3 separate regions of the Homo sapiens genome follow, and all the other regions are linked to region 3. A link is a loop called in an ENCODE intact Hi-C map of the cell type or tissue named here. Cell type or tissue: MCF 10A. All regions are shown on one strand. Links, peaks and the distances in the headings refer to the core of each region. The heading gives the core; the rest is flanking DNA.

Region 1 (7,850 bases), core at 1,688-6,687, 390 kb before region 3:
TGTCTGTTTTTAATGGCACCAGACAGCCTAAAGAAAGAAAACAGGGATGAAAAATCCCTAGGTCCTTACCTCAAGGCATGGACCCAAACCCGGGAACTTTCTATGGTTTTCCCCCTTGCAAATGAACACCCTTAGGCAAGGAGTCTTGACTTGAGCTGAAACAGCCCCTTTAAGAGCGGAGAAGGGCCAGCTTGGCCAGCACGGGACACTCTGTAGAGCTTGGAAGTCTGGGTCTCTGAGTGCACCATCCTGTCTGCCCTCATTCTGATTCTCAACTCTCACCTCTTCTGGATTAATTCCTGACATCAGATCTAAAATGATATTCCTTCTGATAAACCATCCGCATGTGGTATGCCCAGGATTTTGCCAAGACAAGTTAGTAAAGTCTTGTAATTCTGTTGGTAAGTAAACTTTCTCCTCCAAAGTTTGTCTTTATAATTGGTCAACAGGAACATGCTGGAATCTGATCTAGTCACAAGCCTGGAAGCACAAGCAGGGAGTGTTGTTTTCTGCCTTGCAAATGAATACCCTTAGGCAAGGAATCTTGACTGGAGCTAGAACAACCCCTTTAAGAGGGGAGAAGGGCCAGCTTGGCCAGCATGGGACACTCTGTAGGGCTTGGAAGTCTGGGTCTCTGAGTGCACCATCCTGTCTACCTCATTCTGATTCTCAACTCTCACCTCTTCTGGATTAATTCCTGATATTTATGTAAAAACCCTGCAAAGTTTGGGAATTCAACTAATATTGTAACTCAGCAACCCACCAGATCAAAGTAGGCATCTGGTGTTTGGTCGTGTCTGCCCTGCCTTGATAGGAGATGAGATTCTTTTTCCAGACCGTAGAAAGTTCTCGAGTTTGGGTCCATGCCTTGGGCTAAGGCTCTAGGGATTTTTCATCGCATTTCCTTTCTTTAAGCTGTCTGGTACCATTAAAAACAGTCCTTGAATTCCTTCTGCCCTTAATTCTGTTCTCTGGCACCAGTGGCCTTTGAAGTCTTGCCTTTGATGGGCACTTCATTTTAGGTGACCACAAGGGGCAAACCTTACCCCAGGACTCAGCACCTGCTGCAAACACTTGGCTGATCTCACCCACCCAGTCTCTCCCCACTGCTTCGATGCTGGGCCCACTGGGTGGGCTGATTGTTCAGGATGAAATCCCTGCTTCCCATCCCGTAGTCCCCACTGTTTCAGGGACCCGGGCTCTTTCTGGCAGGAAAAGTTCCCACCCATCCCAATCTTAGCCTGCTAATCCAGCCTGCAGTATCCTGCACATGAACTGCTGCCTCTCAACCCATCCCTCAGCCAGGATGCCGGCACCCAGCCTCACCCCCAGAAGCCAGAGCTCCAGACCTGGCCCAACGAGGCACCAAGAAACCAATCTTGGCAGGCTTTTAACCCAAAACCCCACAGGAGCCGGCTCTAGGGGACACTGTGTGGGCTGAGGGTGGCAGGGGGCGGCACAGGGCAGGAGATGACAAAGCCAGACACAAGATTCCAGACTAGATAAGCTGCTGGGAATGGGGAGGGGGCCTGGGTGCAGCATTCCTGGGCGGTGACGCCATCTCCCTAGCCATAGAGGGCGGCAGGCAGGAGCCTCTGGTTCCCCCCGGGAGGACTCGTCCTTGCCGCTATCTGATGAGGGAGCTGTCGGTTACAGGAAGACAAGACTATTAACAGGACAACTCTGGAGAGCCAGAAATTAACCCACCACGCCAGAGGCGGGAGGTGCTGGGTGGGGTGGATAATTGAGGGGCCTTGCAATTAAGGCAGCTTCAGGTTGAACCAGCCATTCTCAGAGCTGGGACTGGGATCCTAGTCAGCTGGGGGCCCCAGAGGACTTTGGGAAGGGGAGTTCAGTCCCTGCTCCCCACCATTCCTGCTCACCCGGGCCTCACCTCCCACCCTCCATCCAGCCACACATGGAATTCACACCTTTGCTCATGCTGTTCCTCCCATCTGGAATGCCTTTCCTTCTCCACCTCACTCAGTCCTGCTCTTATTTCAAGACCCTGCACAGGCCCTGTCTTATTCAAGAAATTTTCCTGTACCAATCCGATTGGAAGAGATTGCTCTGATCTTGCACAATACAGCCCCTTGATGTTATGGTGAGAACACAGACTCAGAGAGGGGCAGTGATTTGCCCAGAGTCACACAGCAGAACCAGGGCTAGAACTCAAGACTCCTGAATCCCAGAAATCCCAGACTAAGATTCTTTCCACCACATCGTGAGCTCTCCAACCAATAATCAGCCTGAACATCTTGTGCAAAACTCAGGACATAGAATGAACGCCTCCAGGGGTTCAAGGAGGATATGACCATATTTATCAAGCATCTGTTTCATCCCAAATTCTCTGCAGGGATTGGAGCTGCCAAGGCAAGCAGGCACAGAGGCAACCCTGTTCTCAGGGAGCTTGCGGTCTGTGGGACAGAGAAGACTGCCATAGGGTCACCCAAAGGTTTGTTTAGTAATAACCAAGAAAGGGCCCAAAGAAGAGGCCGCAGACTGCCAGGAGCTTGCAGCAGAGGCATTCAACCCTGCCGGGGGCTCAGGACAAGCCTCTCTAGAGATGCTGTGCCTGGGCTGAGATTTGGAGAGTGAGTAGGTGGCAACCAGGCAATGAGGTGGGATGGGAAAGAACACTCCAGACAGAGGGAAAGGTCAACAAAGGAAGTCCAGGATGGCTGGACCTCCAAGTGAGGGGAAGGCGCCCTGAAATCTAACGGGGTCGTCATAGGGCCCAGATAATGCAGGACCTCCAGCAGAGACATGTGTTCTTCCTCCTAAAAGCACTGAGAAGCCCCTGCAGGATTTTCAGCAAGGAACCACATGTGAGCCTGATAAAGTCATTAGCTGCAGTGTGGGGAAAGGGTTGGAAAGGAGCTAGACGAATGTGGGAACCGCCAACAGGCTCCTGCACCAGTCCAGTGGGCAGTCAAGGAAGGAGGCAGCAGGAGTGTGTGAGGATGGAATCTTCTGGGGCTGTGGGTCTGGGGACTAGGGAAGGAGTTGAGGGAGAGAAAGGAATCAAGGAAACCCCACCTGGGTTTCTGGTCTGTGCAGTGAGTGGAGGGTGGGCAGTTACTAGGGTGGGGTAAGGAGCTGAGGGTGAGATAAGCTGAGTTTGAGCTGCTTTTGAGCTACTGCAGCTCAGAGGAGTTAGGGACCGAGAGGTGAGAGGGCAAGTGTAGATGCAACCCAGACTGTGGTGGGTGTGGGCACGAGGTACCTACTCTGAGTTGCACCTTCTCATGGAGCTCCTTTAACAGGGTGTCATTGCTCCATTTTCCAGAAGATGAAACTGAGGCTCAGACAATGGAAAACAGTTTTCCAGGAGTTTCTTCGATAAGAACTTGGTGAAATCAAGATTGGAACTGGATCTGCCTCCCAACACCCCTACCTACTTTTCCCACCTGAAGCTGACCTTAAGATGCCTCCATGGCCTGAGCTTGACCCAGAGAAACCGAGTCAGAAGCTCCTTATGCAGATGGGGCTGCAGGGAGCTCATTAGCATAGGCACTCAGAGGGAACCACTCCCTTCAAGGAAAGAAAGGCAAGGAAGACAGCCTGGAGGTGAGCAGAGTCCCTGTCCCTGTAGTCAAGGCTACTGACCCCCCCAACCCGTCTGCCCATCGCACAAACATGCACTGATGCCAGCTTTGCACTGGGCCCTCTGCTGGGCCCTTCACACCCAAGAGGGGTGCACTGCTCCCATTGCACAGTTGAGGAAATGAAGGCCAAGAGAGAAGACGGTCACAAAGTGAGTTAGTGTAGAAAAGGACCCAGGAGTTTCTGGCTCCAGAATCTCAGCTTGCCCTCTCCAAGAGCTGCAAGGGGTTCAGTGAGCAGCTGGTGGAGGAGGCAGTGAGGGGCCCTGGGCTGCAGGGGGCAGGGGGCCCAGGGAGTGTAAAAGGACAGGAGGGAGGTGGGTTGGCATCTGAGAGCCTTGTAGCCAGCCTAGGATCCACGATAGCATATCTTTGCCTCTTCCCTGCCCACTCAGGCCCAAGGCAGTATCCAGGCGTCCCATCCCCACCTGGCCTGTTGTGTCCAGTTCTCCTGTCAAGCTTCATCTGGGGCATTATGGCCAGAGCTGGAGCCTCTGGTGCCTTTCTTCAGAAGAGACCTGAACAAAGGGACCTCAGACAGAGCCAGCACTGGCCTTGTTGGGTGGGGAGGGAGCTGACTCATGTGGTCTGTGGAAGGGTGCCAATGCCCAGCCCTCAGCCTGGGGAAGCCAAGCCTGGGAGGGAGTGGACCCTGCTGTGTGAATCTCGGGGGTAGGGTGGGAAGGCCTGGCTGTGCAGAAGTGGCCAGTGCCCTGCAGAACCTGAGGGATGGCACGGAAGGGGCAGGGCTTGGAGAGCCAGATCTGGAGGGAGGGGAACGAACTCCAGGGGACAGGCACAAGGCAGACGTGGTCTGGGCCAGCAGGGGGCGCTGCAGCAGCAGAAATGGCCCCATGGCCAGCAGGGAGCCTGCCGAGCCTGAGGTGAGTCAGAGGTTACTCAGGCTTCATGACCCTGGAGCAGGGCAGAAAAAAGCCACCCACTCCACAGACCCGGCTACTGAGGCACAGCCCTAGCACAGGAGACCCACTGTGGGGTCATGAACAGGCCTGAGTTCTCAAGAACAGACTGAGCTTGAATCCTGGTTGCTCCTCTCTGTGTGACCTTGGGTGAGTGACGGTCAGCCCCGGCCATAACACAGTACTGCAGACTTGGCAGCTCGCAACAGAAACTCATTTCTCCCAGCGGTGGCGGCTGGGCAGCCTGGCGCGGGGCCATTTCTGGAGCGGGCCCTCCTCCTGGCCTGCCCTGTACACTCACATGGAGAGAGCGTTCCGGTCCCTCTTCCTCTTGTTATAAGGCCGCGGTCCTGTGGGATTATGACCTCATTTTACCTTCATTACCTCCTAAAGACCGCGTCCCACATATAGTCACATAGAGGGTTAGAGCTTCCATATATGAATGTGGGGGCAGCAGGGGCACAATTCAGTCCGCAGCAGCAACTCCTTTCCTCCAAAGCTCCAGCTGCCACCTCTGTAGAGTGAAGATCCTCAAGGCGCTTGCCCTGTGGGGTTGCGAGGCATTAACGGGATCGTGCAGGTGAGGCCCAGCCTCTGGCACGGTGTAAGCGTCCATGAGAAACAGGCAAAGTCCTCCCCCAGGAGCAAAGCAGGGGTGCAGGCATCTGGACCAGCTCGGGGATGTCCACGTCTCCTGAGCCACACAGGGCAGGGTAGGGACCTGGCTTATGGCAGAGCGGAGCCTTCGGAGCAGGAGGGGGCTCCAGAGCCAGGAAGGCAGGGAGAACACCAGGAATGGGGCTGGCCCCTTGCCAGATCCGCTCCATTTGACCAGCGGACACTTATCAAGCCCCTGCCTCGTGCCAGGCAATGTCAGGCGCAGAGGTTTCAGGGGAGGAGGCATGCTGGTCCTGCCCTCCAGACCCCGGCAGGGGGCACCTCCCGCTGGTGTGTCCTGGGAGCATCTGTCCTGCATTGAGACCGGCTGAGTATCCCCTGGTGTCAATGACTTCTCTTTCCCTGTCATTCCCAGGAAAGCTCCTTTGCTTCAAACTAACCCCATGAGGTTGGTATTGGTGTCCAGCTACAGAAAATGGAAGGCTCAGAGACGTTAAGTGACTTACCCAAGATCACACAGTAGAAACCGAGTTTATCTGATTCCAGAGCCCATGTTCTTTCCAGTGTACACACTGCCTAGAGCTGACTCACTATTCCTTCTCTATGATGGGCCCATCTAGGACCAGAAGGAGGCTTTGGAAGAACCTTCCACAGTGAGCACTTGGGGGTCCTGATGCCCCCTGAGAAACCTCATGTCCTGGGTTTCTGGCTCTGCTGCAGATTGGATGATCTTGGGAAAGTCTCTTGTACCAAGCCTCAGTTTTCACCTCCCTCGGATGGGGCTAGGAGTTCATCACAAAGCACAGGATAGAGCACACCCCCTTCCCCCTCACTCCTCACCTCTACTTGCTCCATTCCAAAGACCCACCCTCAGGATCAGCCCCCACCCAGGGGCAGGCAGCGGCTGTGCTGAAGGGTCCTCCACCTTCTCACGGGCATGGTCCCATGAAGATTAAGGACACAGGCGCCCAGAGTGAGATGCTCTCTTGATGTGCTGGGCACCCCTGGAGGATTCCTGAAGGCCCTCAGCAGACCAGCTCCAGCTGGGGAGAAACAGCATCTGGGGGCACAAGAGACCCAGGACCAGGGGCTACCCTGGCCTGCTCTGGGCTCCTTCCTTGGTCTCTGGACCTTCGGGGCTCCCCTGGCCACAGGGGACATTGCAGACTTGGCCTGGCTTGGAAAGGGCCCTCAGCCCTGGTACACCCAAATAATAATTAAATTCCCTGGTCAAGCCCATTGGATCAGATGAACTCCCTTCATGTGAATATGGACATCAGCCAGCTGAAATGCCACACCCACTGCCCACCTTTTCCCCAGCCCTTGCGCTGAAGATCCTATAGGGGAAAGCTACTACTTCCACTAAAAACGATTCTGTGCTTTGGAAAATACGTGCAAGAGTTGCAGGCAAAAGAACTGCCAAGACGCCCCACAGCCAAGCCTGAGGTAAGACTGTAAGTGCTTTGGAAAGAATTTCTGGCAACCCAGGTACAACATTTTTAACTGAGATGTCCAGTGTTCCTCAGAGAAGGGCAGCATTAGAAAATTCAACATCTGTCAGCCTCACAGGATCTGGCAGTGGGAGAGCCTGCACCCTGGCCATGGTGGCACACCTGGTTCTTGTCTGCATCCAGAAGCAGTTTCGGTTTTAGTTGCATAAAATAGAGGTCTCTCTATCTCTCTCCCCACTGACCCACTATAAAAGTAATGCTTGTTTAAATAAACTTGGTAAATATGACAATAAGGAAAAAACATAGAAAAGTCCCCAGCTCTGTCTCACCCCAAGCGTCCTCGACATTCGCTGACATCCTTTTGTTCCTTTGCTTACCCCTGTGCTTTAGATGGTGCTCTGTCGTCTCCTGCTCAGTACATGTAAGATTTCATGAGCATTTCCCTTTCATTCTAAGTTCTTTCTCCTCCAAGAGGCTGATCCCATGGCTCACAATCTGAAAATTGTTTCCTGCTATTCTGCACAAAGCTGTGATGCATACCTTTGTGCCAAAAGCTGTTCTCAAATTTTAAAATATTTCCTTCAGATTGCTTTTTCAGAGTGGTATGGCTGATCAGATGGGAGAGGAGTGTGGAAGGTTCTAGATCCAAAGACCCTCTTGAAAGGGTGATTCTTTGCACCTGTGAGAGCCAGAGACGGTCACAGGAAAGATGGCCCCTCAAACCGAGAGCCTTCTACAATTTGTCCTTGAAATGGCCAGAGGACATCCCCAGGGATACTCTCCCTTCTGCTGAGGCCCACAAGGATGGGGACGTCACAAGTGGCCCTAGAAAGAGGACTGGGGCTCCTGACCCTGACAGAGGCTCACAGTTGCTTCATCTCAGAAGCAGCAGCCCCATCGGCTGGGGATTTCTCGTGGGGCTTGAAGTCGGTCATGTGACTGTCATTTTTTTGCCACTGACAAGCTGTGTAACCTTGTGCAAATTACTTAACCTTTCTGAACCCATTTCTACATCTGGAGAATGGCTACAATAATGGCACTGGCTTTCCTTGGGTTGCTGTAAACATTAAGTGGAGTGTTGTTTGCAGCACCCTGAGCCCAGGGTTGGCTACACCACTGCGGTGTCCCACGTAAGCAGTGACGCACGCATTGGAACTGCTGTAATGACTACTTCCACTGCATATTCATTCCACTCTGTCCCAGAGCCTTCCACTGACTTCTCAGTCTTCATTTCTTCAGGGTAAATAGGGCTGAGC
Region 2 (7,850 bases), core at 1,688-6,687, 78 kb before region 3:
GATAAGTTAATAGCCATTAGGAAAAGATACAATTGAATCCATATATCACAGCGTATGTCAGAATAAACTGCACGTGGATTAGAGATCAAAATGTAAAAAAATGACTATATAAGTACTAGGAAAACACAAATTCCTTTATAAACTTGGGGTGGGGAAAGCCTTTTTAAATATGATTCAAAATCTAGATAGACCGACAAATTTGACTTTTTAAAACATTTTTAGGGGAAAAAAACACTCCAAGCAAAGCTAAAAGACAAATGATAAATGGGAGAAAATATTTGCAACATAAGGCACAGATAACTCTCCCTAATTCATAAAGAACACTCATAAATAGAAAAATAGAAAAATTTTTTAAGACTAAAACCTATAGAAAAATGATCTTAAGGCATGAACAGTTGACAGAAGATATACAAATGGTCCTCAGACATATGAAAATTCACACCACTCATAATAAAATAAGTGCAGATTAAAACCACAGTAAGATATTCTTTCTTACCAGATTGACAAAAATTCCAAAGCTTGAGGAGACAGCAAGGCTGTGGGGAAATAAGCGTTCTCATTTTTTTTTGCTGGGGACATGCAGAATGGTACATTTCACACCAGAGAGGGAGGGCATACAATTCATCAGTATCTGAGAAAAACCACATATGCATTTATTAGTTGACCCAGGGATCCCACTTCAGGAATTTGATTTTAAAGATGTACTGCCACAAAAATAAAGCAATATACACATGGTTATTTTTTTGCAACATTAAGAGATTGATTGAATGTTATATAGTACATTCACACAATGAAGTACCATTCAACCATAAAATAGAATGAGGAAGATCTGTGTAAACTAATATGGAGTGATTTCTAAGATATATCATTAATGTGAAAAAAGAAAGTTGCAGAAAGTATATATAATACGCTAACTTTTGGGAAAGAGAAGGGGAAATATGTATGTATACACATATGCACACATATATAACATATGAAAGTATGCATTTTAAATTTATTTTTGTAAAAAGAAACACAGGAATGTCAAGCCAGAAAATAATGAAAAGATCACCCATTAGGCATGTCTTGGAATAAGGTAGAAAGTACTGGGATAAGAGTGAGGCTTTTGAAAATACCTTTTAATATTCTTTTGACTTTTGAACTAAGTATTTTACTTAATAAATAAAATTAAACTAAAAAAGATGAACAAAGCAAACCCTAAAATTGATTAGAAACAAACAAAACTGAATCAAATGGATGTAATAACCACATTGAAAAAACTATTAATTCAAATAAAATTTTAACATAGAACCTTCACAGTATACCTTTAATATGGGGCATATTCTAAGGAAAAAATGGACTGCAAAGAAATTTTGACTTCTTAATAATGTTTGTGGTTTTGGCATGGTTATCTGAGACTAATTTGCAGATATTGAAAATAGAGCAAATGAATAAATAAGATTCTAATATGGAAAAAGATGAGGAAGAACCCTGTAGTATTGGATTTGAATTGGAGAATATCTGTATCTACTCTGGCCTTTAAAATATATTTATATGTATGCATCCTATTCAAGTAATACATATATGTAACATATGATTTGTATGTGTGTGTGTATATACATATGTATTTTCCAAGCACTGTTCATTGAAAGGGCCTAGAAGCAATTACATCTCAGTAGCAATGACGACACCTTGATTTTGGTTTCTAAAAATCACCTGATACACCTGTAATCCCAACACTTTGGGAAGCTGAGGCAGGAGGATCCCTTAAGCCTAGGAGTTCGAGACCAGCCTGGGCAACATGGCAAGACCCCCATCTCTACTGGAAAACATTAAAAATGAGCTGGACATGGTGTCACGCATCTGTGGTCCCAGCTACTTGGGAGACTGAGGTGGGAGTATCCCCTTGAGTCTGGGAGGTCGAGGCTGCAGTGAGCCATGATCATGCTATTGCACTCCAGCCTGGGTGACAGAGTAAAACCTCTTCTCAAAAAAAAAAAATTAAAGTTGGAGGGAAGAAATCTCCTTTACAGAATGCCAGCCAATAAATATAGAAGGAATGAGGCTGGGCAAAGTGGCTCACACCTGTAATCCCAGCACTTTGGGAGGCCGAGATGAGTGGATCACATGAGCCCAGGAGTTTGAGACCAGCCTGGGCAACATGGTGAAACTCTGTCCCTACAAAAAAATACAAAAATTATCTGGGCATGATGACACACACCTGTAGTGCCGGCTACTCAGGAGGCTGAAAAGGAAGAATCAGCTGAGCCCGGGAAGTCTAGGCTGCAGTGAGCGGAGATCTCGCCACTGAATTTCAGCCTGGGGGACAAAGCAAAACCCTGTCTAAAAAAAATATATAGAAGGAATGAGAGAAAATTACTTTTTTGCAACTATTTTAATAATTGAGTCAGGCAAGAGTAACCAATAAATGCTTAAACTATTAGGTAAAAAAACATACTGAGGAATAGGATGTTCACAGTCTCAAAGTTTCTCTCCACTGATTGCCTGTAAATTACAAAGGGAAATTACAGTGAAGAACACTGTCAATCACCTCTTAACATGTGATCAAATTTTGTATCTTCAGTAATTAGACAAACTGACATTATGTGCCTCCTGCAGTATTGCAATGAGAAATACTCCACATCACCTGTATAATATTTTTTATCAAATCTCTTTAGCAGGCCAGGCCTAGCAGTTTATGCCTGTAATCAGAGCCAGCACTTTGGGAGGCTGAGGCGGAATGATTACTTGAGGCCAGAAATTCAAGACCAGCCTGGGCAATATAGCAAGTCCCCCATCACTACAAAAAATAGAAAAATTGGCCAGGTGTGGTGGTGCACACCCTTAGTCCTAGTTGCTCAGGGGGATCACCTGAGCCCAGGAGTTGAAGGCTGCTGTGAGCCATGATTGCACCACTGCACACCAGCCTGGGCAACAGAGAAAGACCCTGTCTCAAAATAAATAAATAAATAAATAAATAAATAAATAAGCTCTTCAGCATGAATGTAATTATGAGGAAACGATCAGAAGAAGTCCAAACTGTGGGACATTCTGTAAAACAATCCAGACTCTTCAAAAATGTCAGTGTCATACAAAGCAAACAAAAGGCAACAGGACTATTATACATGAATTCTACATTAAAGGAGACTGAAGAAACATGACAACCAATTGCAGTATGTGATTCTTGATTGGATCCTGTATTTAAAAATCAACAGTTTTAAAGAACATTTTAGGGACAAATGAGAATATTTTTAATTAAATTTCCTGAGTGTGATAATACTGCAATTTTGTAGGGGAATGTCTTTTTTCAAATATACTGATATATTTAGGGGTGAAGTGTCGTAACATCTCCAACTTTCATATAGTTCAGGGGTGGAAGCATTAATATATGTAGATGAAAAGCAGATGTGGGAAAATGGTAATAGTTGTTGAATCTAGTTGAAGGGTACATAATTGTTCATTATATAGTTTTTGCTATTTTCTCTAGGTTTATAACTTTTCAAAATAAAATTAAAAAAATAAAATTATTTATATATAATTGTACATATGTTTGTGTGTCCATGTTCCCCAGGCCTTCTCTGGACTTCTTTCTAGAGTTGCTGAATCAGAAGCTCTAGGTAATGGGGCTTGGGATTCTGCATGGCAAAATGGCTCTCCTGAGATACTGACACAACTGGTCTATATTTGGAAAACATTGCTCTGGAAGAGCATCCTTTTCCATTAAAATCTTGCATGGTGTATATGTATACGTATGTGTGTTCTGTTCTCATAAGGGATATTACTCTTTTGCAGTGGAGTCCTCCAAGGATAAAACATGTAGTAGAGTAGAATGATTCTCCTCAGTTATCTCAAAGCTGCCACTCTTCTCCTCACAGCTCCCTGTTATTACTGACTGATTCTTCTACTTAATACTGTGATTGTTTCTTCTAAAGAGGGCTGTCTAGAGCATAGTTCTCAAACTTGGCTACCTGTTAAAATCACCTAGGGAGCTCTTAAAATTTTCAGGGTCTAGGCCTTAACTTCAGATCAGTTAAATAGGGATTTCTGGGAGTGGATCTGATGTATTCTTTAATGTTCCCTAGGGGATTCCAGTCCAAGTTTGAGAGTCACTGAGCTGGAGTAGAAGCTAGCCTTTAATGAGGCCCCTAGTCAAGTGAGTCACGATCTCAGTGTAAACTGCTTACCCAGCAAATTTGGTCACATGCTTTAGTATATACAGTAACTTCAAAGGAATCCTTTGTATGTTTCTGTCACTGATCAATTCCTGGTGTGAATGCTCTTCTGTTACCTGCCACCAGAGGGCATGGACTATGATTAGATTATAGTCCTGCTGCTCCACATGTATGTATGTATGTATTGAGGCAGAGTCTCGCTGTGTCACTCAGGCTGGAATGCAGCGTCACAATCATAGCTCACTGCAGCCTCGACATCCCCAGGCTACAGCAGTCATCCTGCATGAGCCTTCCACGTAGCTGGGACTACAAGCACACACCACCACACCCAGCTAATTTTTTGTATTTTTTGTAGAAACAGGGTCTCACTGTGTTGCCCAGGCTGGTCTTTAAATTTTGGGCTGAAGTGATCCTCCTGCGTCAGTCTCCCAAAATGCTGCGATTACAGGTGAAAGCCACTGTGCCCGGCCTGCAGCTCCACTCTTAAATCCAGTTTCATCAGCTGGCCAGTTTAAAGAGATGGACCCTAGCTTATCCAGTGGTCCCATAGTCTTGGGAGCACCTAGAAGCACTTTAGAAGTGGTTCTTTATGAAGTTTTAAAAAATGAATCCTTGGTAAACACAGAGCACTTGCAGCCTGTGTTTGGAATTAAAAGAGATCTGACTTTGTAATATTAACTTAGCCACTCACTACCTTAGTTGTGTGACTACTGGTAAGTTGCTTTACCTTGACTTGTAACGTTGAGTTTCAGTGCCCTTACCTGCAAGATGATTAATAAATTCTTCCCCATGTTGTTTTTGTGGATTAAGTGGAATAACATAATAAAGCGTTCATCAATTCTTGGCACCCATTTAATAAATGGAGGGTTTTTTCCTTAATTCAATAAAACTATCAAGGATTTTGTATTCTAGTTGGAGAAGACATACACATTAAACTTTTTAAAAAGAAAATTCAGATGGTGATAGGGGCTAGGAATAAATAAGAAGGAAGCAGGATAGATTTAGGAGTCTATTTTGGGTAAAGTAGTCAAGGAACACCTTTCTGAGGAAGTGATGTCTCAGCAAATAACTAACTGTAAAGAGTTGATTAAAAGGTGTTTGAGGCAGAGGGAAACAGCTTGGTATATTTGAGAACAGAAAGACCAATGAATAGGGGTACAAGGGAGTGATAAGAGATGAGTAATGAGGAGTAAGCAAGGTCCAGATCATGTAAGCCTTGTAAACATGAATAATAAAGAGTTTAGATCTGTTTTGTGTTGTGAAATTTGAGCATAAGGTAATGTGACCTGATTTATATTTTTAAAAACATAACCATATTATTCTGGCTGCAAAAGTAGAGGGCTGAGGTCCAGTTAGAAGGCTGTTGGAGTTGTCTAGGCAAAGTTTGACTCTGGCTTAAATTAGGGTAATATAGCAGTAGAGATGGTGAAATGTGGGTCGATCTAGCATATATTAAGTGGGAAAGCCATCAAGACTTGCTGATTAATTGGGTTTGGTGGGTGATAGAAAGGGAAGAATCAAGGATGACTTCTAGTCTTTTAGGTCTGAGCACCTGGGTTTAATAAGGGGTGCCACCTATTAAACTGAGATGGGATAACTGGAGGAAAGAACAAGTTTGGAGGGAATAGTAGAATCAAGAGTACTGTCTTAAACTTATTCATTTTACGTTTTCTTAGACATCCAAGTAGAGTTATAGACTGAGGTAGTTGGATATATGAACATGAAACCCTGAGCAGAGGTTTTGGCTAGATATATAAATTGACAGTCATCATTTAACAGGAAGAAAGTGGGGACCAAGAAGAAGACAGAAGCAATGACTGAGCACTGAGGTGCTCTACATTTAGAGATTAGGATTTCCTCTTACCCACCTGTCCTTTTCCTTATAGACAGCCTAGGTCGTTGCCTAATTTGAATAGAGCCTCAAATTACTGTTTTCATCTTCCTTCTTTTCTCTCTTTCACAAGTTTATGACTCCAACCCTTCTTACCTAGAGACAGTGTGGTAGGACTGAGTGATAAAATATTTGACGATATTAATGTGATGATTAGTTATGAAAGCTCTGGAGACGGAGTAGTTGGGTTCAAATCCTGGCTCTGCTATTTACTAACTTACTAACTTTGGATATTTTACTTAATTTCTCTAAGCCTCAGTTTTTTCATCTATAGTTACAAAAATAATAGCCAATGTTTATCTAACTCCTGCCTGTATGCCAGGCAGTGTTTTAAGTCCTTTGCATGTATTAGCCTATTTAATCTTTAGAACAACCCATTGATTCTTATCCCATGCTGTTGTTGAGGAAACTGAAGCTAGAGAGAGGTTTTGTAATTTTCCAAAAGTTATGTACCTGGTAAGTGGCAAAGCTGGATTTAAATTCAGGCAGTCTGGCACCAGAAACTGCTACTCCTCTAGTATCTGATTCAGAATAGTAGTAGTGATCCACTGCAAATGCTTAGCACAAGGAGCTGGCTCATGATATGTGTACAATAAATGTTAACTTTTGGAGGCAACATAGTGTAATAAAAGAGATAGTGTAATAAACATAGTGTAATAAAAGAGAACCAAATAAGAAGTCCTGGGGTTCCAGCCTGACAGTGTAAGATTGGCTTGTGTGACCATGAACAAGTTTCTTAGCCTCTCTGGACTTCAGTTTCATCATCTGCAATGTAAGATCTTTGTACTTCATGGCCTCTGAGGTCCCTTTCAATGTTAAAATTATCTACTATCTATGATTGCCCAAGAATATTGAGGTAAATTATGGATATACTTGAATTTGAAGGGATAGAGTCCCACATCACCTAGCGGATTGAGGAATAAGATACCTTAGCAATTTCTTGGGTTCAAAATATTTCTGCTTTGCCCCTGTACTCTTGAAGAATCCTGCTGGTAGTGAAACATAGTAAAGAACCACAAAGTTTGGTATCCAACCACCATATATTGAAATCTGTCTCCGGCATTTACTAGCATGACCCTAGACAAGCTGCTTCTCTGAGTTTTCATTTTTTATCATCTGTAGAGTAGGGATAATAATAGTGCCTGCCCATGTTATTTCAAATATTGAGTAAGAAATGGCATATAAAATGTTTAATACATGGTAAGCATTCAATATATATTAACTATTATGATAATATTGTAATGATTTCCAAAGCTGAGAGGATTTTTTAGCTCCTTAAGCTTCAGATGAGATAGAAACCCCCCAGTAACCCCTACCTCAAAAATGGAATTGGGAATTACATGGCTAGGCACTCTAGTCATTGATAACTATAGGCATTAAACCTGAATTTTCTAATTGTGCAGGCCTCCCTATACCAAGGTGTATAGACCACTTCTCTAAAACAGTAGTGCCTTGCTTTACCTTATCCATAGGTGTACCAAACCACTCATGGCAAAGCTGCTCTGGGTTTGGCTTGCTTCAGCCCTTCCCTGACCTAAGGAGAGTTGTTTTCCCACATAAACACCACGCTTGAATTTCTGGAGGGATTTAATTTTTTTAAACCATTGTCAAAAGAAGAGTAGCAGTTAAAAACCCAGCTCAAACCAGATTAGAGAGGGAAAAAAGGAGGAGGCAGGAATTATTAACTCATATAACCAAGAAGTCCAAGGATTTATCTGGTGTTGAGTGTCTGAGTACTGGGTTTTAAACACTATTATGTGTCTCCATCCCATGCTGTACTTTGGCTTTATTCTCAGGTCTGTTCTCCA
Region 3 (7,850 bases), core at 1,732-6,731:
GGATTACAGGCGCCCACCACCATGCCCGGCTATTTTTTTTTTTTAATAGAGACGGGGTTTCACCTCTTCACCAGGCTGATCTCGAACTCCTGACCTCGTGATCCACCTGCCTCAGCCTCCCAAAGTGCTGGGATTACAGGCGTGAGCCACCACGCCCAGCCCAACTTTTTTTTTTTTAATCCAATTTTTTTTAAAATTTTTATTATATTCTTTGGGCATGAGTGTTGATGTAGAAGATAACAAAGGGACCCTAAGGCCCAAAACAGAAAGCAAGGCAAATGATCAATGGTGCAACTATTCTAAATCCAATGACATACATACACACACACACACACACACATATGCCCTTGCTAATATTGCCATTGCCCCACAGTGCCTTACACATATATGGTAAGAGGTACAAAGAATATGTGAGGCAACCAAGTACAAAAAAATGGAAGTACGTACAAGAGGGGAATTGTCTAGATTTTCTTTTCAGTGCACAGAAGACAAAGTGCAAACTCTGTGTCTTGGCCTTTGGTCTGGGCCACTCTTCCAGTCTTCCCACAGACTTTGATCATGCAGTTTGGGTTGGCAGTAGCTGGGCACAGCCTTTTCTTGACCCTCCACCCTCTACCTCCCACAGCATTTCACCAGCTCAGCTGCTAGGAATTCTGTTAGGAACCAGAGGCCAAGGTATAAAAGATGGAATAGGATGCTGTTCTCTGACTTCTCTATCCCAGAGACTCTTGAAGCTTCTTTGATTCTTTGTCTCCCATAGTTTGTATCTACTTGAACAAGAATGGCAGCACAGGCCCCCACTTAGATAAGAAGAAGGTCCAGCAACTCCCTGACCATTTTGGACCAGCCCGTGCCTCTGTGGTGTTGCAGCAGGCTGTCCAGGCCTGTATCGACTGTGCTTATCACCAGAAAACCGTCTTCAGCTTCCTCAAGCAAGGCCATGGTGGTGAGGTTATCTCAGGTAAGCACACTTTGGCTCATATTGCCTCCCAGCCAGAAGGACCCACCTTCTCAACTGGTTGATTTCTTGTAAGGCATCCTGGTTCCCACTTCATACCTGCAGGCTCTGGAAAAATGTGAAGGTATTCCATTCCTCATCTCCAACCCCCCAAGAGCCCCTCTGAGCCTTATGCATACCTCTGCCAAGGAGAATACCCACAGATTCTGCTTCAGTGAGCCTCTAAACTGATTCCCCCCATCTACCTGATTGACCTGTCCGTACAGAAAGTATAGGAGAAAGAATCCAGAGGGGGCTATGTTGTGGCAGCAGGAGGGTTTCTCCAGACTGTTGCAGCCTCCCACCTGGTTTCAGGAACCACTGAACTCCTCTATCATTCCTTTGATTCCTTAGCTTCCTCGTCCTAAACCAGGCCCAGAAGAAGAGAATTAAATCCCAGGGTGGTTGGGAAAAGTCATTTCCTTTTTCTTTACTGCTATGAGAGTTTGATTCAGTGACACAGTGTTTTTTGCTCTCACAGAATACTCATTTTTTCTCCTGTGTCCTGATTCTGTTTCAGTTTTCCTAAATCCAAAATCCTGTTTAGCCACTAAACCTATGAAGACTTGACCTAGAGCCTTTCAGTCTTAACTGATGCTATTCCATATTCCCCTGCCCCTCCTCCCTAGCAGGTTGTAATAACCAGCTTCAGGAAACCCCGCTGGCATGGAAGACTCCATAAATAACCAGACTGTATTATTTTAGCAAACATTTATTGAACCCTTACTATGTGTCAGGTGATTGCCAGACACTGGTCAGGAGAAGGGGAGAATAGAAGATGACAGCTTAGGCTCCATACCAGTGAAAAAGAAAGAATATACATAGCTAACTGTGAGAAGTGCTGTAATAGGGAAATGTATACAGAGTGGTGTGGGAACCCAGACTAGGGAGTACTTGGCTGTGAGGAGGATGGAGCAGACAGGCAGGGAATTTTTATAGAAGACTAGGAATTGGCCAGGTGCGGTGGCTCACACCTGTAATCCCAGCACTTTGGGAGGCTGAGGTGGGCGGATCACCTGAGGTCAGGAGTTGAAGACCAGCCTGGCCAACATGGCAAAACCCTGTCTCTACTAAAAAAAAATACAAAACATTAGCCAGGCATGGTGGTGCACGCCTGTAGTCCCAGATACTCGGGAGGCTGAGGCAAGAGAATTGCTTGAACCTGGGAGGCGGAGGTTGCAGTGAGCTGAGATCGTGCCATTGCACCCCAGCCTGGGTGACAGAGCAAGACTCCGTCTCAAAAAAAAAAAAAAAAAAAAAAGACTGGGAAGTGCCTGGGAAATTAAGCCTTATGTCCCTTCTGAGGCCCAGCCTACTCCCTGGTCTCTTCTTTGTTTCTGTGTAATGGTCTGTAGGAACCTGGCCTTCTTTACTGCCTCTCTTTAGCTGCTCTCCTATACCCTCTCTGGGGTTCTTCTCCTGCCTCAAAACTGGTTCTTGAGAATGACCTATCTCCCCAAATCCCCATGTCCTTGCTGCCCTCAGAGACAAATACACAGGTCTTTGCTTTTTAAGGTTTATACTGATACATTTTTATAGAAAAAGATGATAGGAAGTAAACTAACACCAAGCATGAAACAGTTCCAAATGTTGCCAAAATTCTAGTGCCCTTATGTAGATCAGAAATTGTGTACCCATACCATTGCTGGCTATGGCTATATTCTACTCTTCTGCCAAGCTTCTCTGTTCTTGGGCAGTTCTTGTGAAAATAGCACCCTAAATGAGCAGATTTCCTGGGGGAGGTCCAACCAAGTGATGGAGCAGAGAGAATTATGTTCACAGTTGTTTTCACAAGTTGAATAAAATCATTCCAGAGCCCAGGGTGCAACAGACCTGGCCTGGCCACTCCCATATTTGCAAGCCCTTTACAGTTGGAGGCAAAAATCAAAGCCCTCGAGGGAGGGAGTTAAAGGGAGGGAGGGAGGAAACGTGGGGCACTGATTCCCTTTGTGTAACCAGGTAAGCCTGAGACAAGCAGTGGGCTGGACTCGTCCTGCCTAGCGCTGTACTCCACTGCCAGGCTGACATGCTTGGCCCTGTTTACTCACTCCACAGCCGTGTTTGACCGGGAACAGCATACCCTCAACCTCCCAGCAGTCAACAGCATCACCTACGTCCTCCGCTTCCTGGAGAAACTCTGCCACAACCTTCGTAGTGACAATCTGTTTGGCAACCAGCCCTTTACACAGACTCACTTGTCACTCACTGCCATAGAGTACAGCCACAGCCACGACAGGTACCTACCAGGTAGGAGCTGGGATGGGGCCTGGGCTGAGAGTGGGGGACAGGGCTAGCAGCAGCACCTGCAGGGGCCCAGGGTCAGCCTTCAGAACTACTGGCCTGGCACCTACTATCTAGAGGTCTGCTTTTCTGTCCCTTACCTTTGCCATATCTGAGACTTCTCAGCCTCCTCTCATCTTTACTTTTTCTTCAGGATTTTGTTTTCTGTCTCTAGGATCACCCCTATTTCTTCTAGATCCTTATCCCTAGATAAAAGGTGGTTCGCAATTCCCCTTCTGAGTTTCAGACTGCATGTGGAGCCACCAAGAAGTCACAGAACGTCTCCCAGTGTGAACCTGGCAGCAAAGGCCTAACACACATCTCCCTTGCCAGCAGGAAGGTTTAGTCTCAGGCTACAGATTGAGAAATTTGCTCCCTGGTGATTGGCCATCTATTCTTTCCTTTGGCACATGGCCCTAACTTCCAGCACTGCCAGTCTAGCAAGTCAATTCAAGTTCCTGCTATTTCTAACTCGGCTGGAAAATAACTTTCTTAGTTAACATACCAGACCCACAATGGGAAAGCAGATGCCACGTGGCCAAATCAGTGACTAAGTACTTCCGAGAGAGATTAAAGATTCAATGGAACTCTGCGTCTCTCATCTGGAACCCAGGACACAGAACAAGGGAGGGAAGAAAAGCTCAGCCTTAAACATAGCAAGGTAGGTCATTACTGAGAGGGAGGAAAGGCCCTTAAAAAAGCCCTGCAGATTGTGTCCTGAGCAGAGAAATAGGGAGGGGTGCTGCCAGTGTGAGTGCTGTGCTGTCTGTTGATGGGAGGGCACAGGTCTGAAAGGTGTCTTTTCCGACCTTCCTCTACACAAACAAGTCTTGTTCCCACACTGCCTTCCCTGGTGTCTTTTCATCATAGTCTTAACAGAATCACCTCCGATAAAAGCACTGCTTCTAGAGAATGTGCCCAGGGAAGTGACTGTTCCCCCATTCTCCTTCCCCCTTTCCCTCATAGATACTTCTGTACCCAAATCCGTATTGCTTATGTGACTTGCAAGCAGGTCAAAAAGATACCTGAATTTTAAATACTCTGTGGGGGCCAGACCATCTGATCCCTGCAGCCATTTCTATGATCCCCTGGCTGATCCTTTTCTATGGAGGGAACTTCTCCTCACCTAACCCATGCTAGATTGCTTTCTTTCAGTACCAGAGTCTCTGAGAAAAGAAAAAGGCATTCTGACTTGCAGTTAGAATGTTGCACTGGGAGTCTGGACTGGGCATGGTAGAGCTGGTCCAGACAAAGGCAAGTTTTAAATACCTCCAGTTAGGCATTCAGGAACTCTGATCTACATTTCAGACGTGAAAGTTAGGCCTACCTGGGATTCTGAAAGAATGGATGCATGAATGGGGGTTAGCACATCCATGAATGTAGCTGCTAGTTTAAAAAGAGATTTCTCAAAGAAATAGGAACTCCGAATTCTTAAATGGAATGCCATCATTAAGAAGTGAGAGAAACATACTGGTAGCAGCATTCAGAGACTGGTAAGGATGTACCTCATGGGCCTGCAGTCCCAAAAGTGGTTTGGGACCGGGGCATGACCTTTCCTGGGAATTCTGCCCCAATTTACATCTCTCTGATTCAGCCACTAGATAAGAGGAAGCAAACTTTAGCCAGACTCTTCTTGCCTCACCAACTAAGAGAAACAAAGACCAAGGTATCACATTCTGCCATTAGCTGCTACCTCTCCCTTCCCCATTTTCAGACAGATTGAGCCCACTTTTTGTGTCCTCCTCTGCTCTTAAGCTGTTTCTCATCGTGGGTGCTCAGCAACTTGTCTGCTCTCACTCTAGTTTCTATTTGCTTCCCTGAAATTAGCCTTTAACTATGCCCAGACAAGCCAGAGCCTTGCCTAAACTTCTAATTCCTCTGTGCTTCTTAGTGTATCCTTTCTGCCTGCTTGCCTGCCTGCCTTCCTGCCTGCTTGCCTGCCTTACTGACCCTTTGCCCCACCTCTGATATTATCATTTCCTGTGTTTTTCTGATTACTTACCTAAACCTCTGCCAAAGAGCTCGATCTGTACAAGAGCTGTCTTTTGCTTTGCCCTTTGGATCTGGTATTTATGACTCCTGCCCTTCTGCCTGGCTACACGCTTCTGCTAGACATACATAGGTACCACCTCTGTTATCTGGGTGCTTACTGGCCCTCCCCCTTTCCTATATCCTTGTCTCCACACTACCCTACCACTTAGAGTCCTGGCCCAACTGACCATGCACTTCCGATATAGCAGGTAGTCACCCAAAGCTCAGGGAGATTTCATATCCCATTAAGCTTTCCTACCTAAGTTGAGACTACTACTTTTTTCTCCAATGTTTTATTTTAAAAATTTCAAACCTACAGAAAAGTTACAAAAATAGAACAATAAGCAACCATGAACTCTTTGCCTATCTTTACCACTTTTTGCAGTATTTACTTCGTCTGTTTCTCCTAACTATATATACACATATAAATATACATACTTGTTGAATACCTGTATATTTAAAATGTTTTTCATTTATTTACTGAACCATTTGAGAGTTAACTGCAGATGAGAGATTTTATCCTTAAATACTTTTGTGTTTATCTCCTAAGAATAAGGAACATAATAGTATTATTATGATTAAGAAATTTAACATAAATAAAAACTAATGAGGCCAGGCGCGGTGGCTCACACCTGTAATCCCAGCACTTTGAGAGCCTGAGGCGGGTGGATCGTGAGATCAGGAGATCAAGACTATCCTGGCTAACATGGTGAAACCCCATCTCTACTAAAAATACAAAAAAAAAAAAAAAAATTAGCCGGGCGTGGTGGCAGGCACCTGTAGTCCCAGCTACTCAGGAGGCTGAGGCAGGAGAATGGCGTGAACTCGGGAGGCGGAGCTTGCAGTGAGCAGCGATTGCGCCACTGCACTCCAGCCTGGGCGACAGAGCGAGACTCTGTCTCAAAAAAAAAAAAAACTAATGAAATTTAACATTAATAAAATACTACTAGGCCAGGTGCGGTGGCTCATGCCTGTAATCCCGGCACTGTGTGATGCCAAGGTGGGCAGATCACTTGAGGTCAGGAGTTCAAGACCAGCTGGGCCAACATGGTGAAATCCTATCTGTACCAAAAATACAAAAATTAGCTGGGCATGGTGGTGTGCACCTATAATTCCAGCTACTCGGGAGGCTGAGGCAGGAGAATTGCTTGAACCCAGGAGGCAGAGGTTGCAGTGAGCCAAGATTGTGCCACTGCACTCCAGCCTGAGCAACAGAGTGAGACTCCGTCTGAAAAATAATAATAATAAATTAATTAATATACTATTAGCTATTATGTAGTTCATATTAGAATTTCCCCTAGTTGTCACACTAATGTCCTTTATAGCTGTTGTTTCCTAATCCGGGATTCAATAAAGGATCATCCACTGCATTTAATTCTCCTGTCTCTTTAGTTTCCTTTATCTAGAACAGTTATCCACCTTTTTTTTTCTATCTTTCACGACGTGACATTGGCATTTTGAATAATCCAGGCCAGTTGTTTTACTTTAGGTCATCAAATATTTACAAATACTTACTCTGTGCCCGATTCTATACTAGACTCTAGGGAGACAGAGGTGAGACAGACTCCATCCCTGTGCTCAAAGAGCTGAGACAGGTAGAGATATGTGAACATGTATGTGGTGAAAGCAGAGCACAGAGGTACTCTGGCCCAGCAAAGCATGATGAGCAAGGAGTATGGTAAAAGAAGAAGTCAAGGGAGGATTCCTGGGGGAGGCAATGTCAGAGCAGAGTCTCTTCTTCAGAACTATGCATGTGGCTGGATCAAATAAGAGGCTGGTGAAAACTAAAAGAGGCCCAGCCAGGCACAGTGGCTCATGCCTGTAATCCCAGCACTTTGGGAGGCCAAAAGTGGATCACCTGAGGTCGGGAGTTCGAGACCAGCCTGGCTAACATGGTGAAACCCTGTCTCTACTAATAATACAAAAATTAGCTGGGCGTGGTGGTGCATGCTTGTAATCCCAGCTACTTGGGAGGCTGAGGCAGGAGAATCGCTTGAACCTGGGAGGCGGAGGTTGCAGTGAGCTGAGATCGCACCATTGCACTCCAGCCTGGATGACAGAGCGAAACTCCATCTCAAAAAAAAAAAGCCCCTTCTGGCACCCTAAAAAATACTGAGAATGGTGACAAAGATATTGTCCCTACCTTCAGTATTAGGGACAATATGAACATGTATGTGGTGAAAGCAGAGCACAGAGGTACTCTGGCCCAGCAAGGCATGATGAGCCAGGAGTATGGTGAAAGAAGAGGTCAAGGGAGGATTCCTGGGGGAGGTGATGTCAGAGCAGAACTATACATGTGGCTAGATCAAGTAAGTGGCTTGTGAAGACTAAGTAAAAGAGGCCCGGCCGGGTGCAGTGGCTCAGTATGAGGCAGGAGATTGTTAGGACAGTATTAAGCAGGAGATTGTATTGATTTCACTGGTCCCAGTGACTATTAAGTTTAGCTGTAATTGAAATCTACCCAGCATTAAACTCTGAGTCTGCTGTTTTGGGATTCTCAGGTTCCTCTCTGTTAGAGGAAGTGGTTCATTGCCCATGACAC

Evidence for each region. Peaks named below come from ENCODE experiments on the same cell type or tissue, not always from the same donor. Only the 100,000 strongest peaks of a DNase experiment are listed, where the experiment ranks them.
Region 1: it touches region 3 in a loop (3-fold over the local background); 3 of 110 quality-filtered maps call a loop at or near these places.
Region 2: a loop joins it to region 3, with 3 times the contacts of the local background. A loop is called at or near these places in 11 of 110 quality-filtered maps.

Annotation. Positions count from the first base shown.
Region 1 is chr1:41,429,485-41,437,334 of GRCh38, reverse strand. It overlaps LOC105378678 (a long non-coding RNA gene), which reads right to left. Exons shown (of 6, transcript XR_007066029.1): 2 at 4,034-7,850. Among named protein-coding and RNA genes, the nearest start is that of EDN2, 51 kb to the left of the region's middle. RefSeq lists enhancers at 2,384-3,168, 3,267-3,898, 4,586-4,695. In MCF 10A, for the core only: a CTCF peak has its summit at 4,404 (motif pointing right); DNase peaks (open chromatin) are centred at 4,224, 4,444 and 4,754.
Region 2 is chr1:41,119,709-41,127,558 of GRCh38, reverse strand. The region is part of intron 6 of SCMH1 (Scm polycomb group protein homolog 1); the gene reads left to right. Among named protein-coding and RNA genes, the nearest start is that of SLFNL1, 100 kb to the right of the region's middle. In MCF 10A, for the core only: a CTCF peak has its summit at 4,289 (motif pointing right); a DNase peak (open chromatin) is centred at 4,188.
Region 3 is chr1:41,041,801-41,049,650 of GRCh38, reverse strand. SCMH1 (Scm polycomb group protein homolog 1) reads left to right here. Exons shown (of 16, transcript NM_001394311.1): 11 at 761-961; 12 at 3,053-3,244. It overlaps SLFNL1-AS1 (SLFNL1 antisense RNA 1), which reads right to left. Exons shown (of 4, transcript NR_037868.1): 4 at 5,761-6,536. Among named protein-coding and RNA genes, the nearest start is that of SLFNL1, 24 kb to the right of the region's middle. In MCF 10A, for the core only: no CTCF peak of the experiment used is centred there; a DNase peak (open chromatin) is centred at 3,700.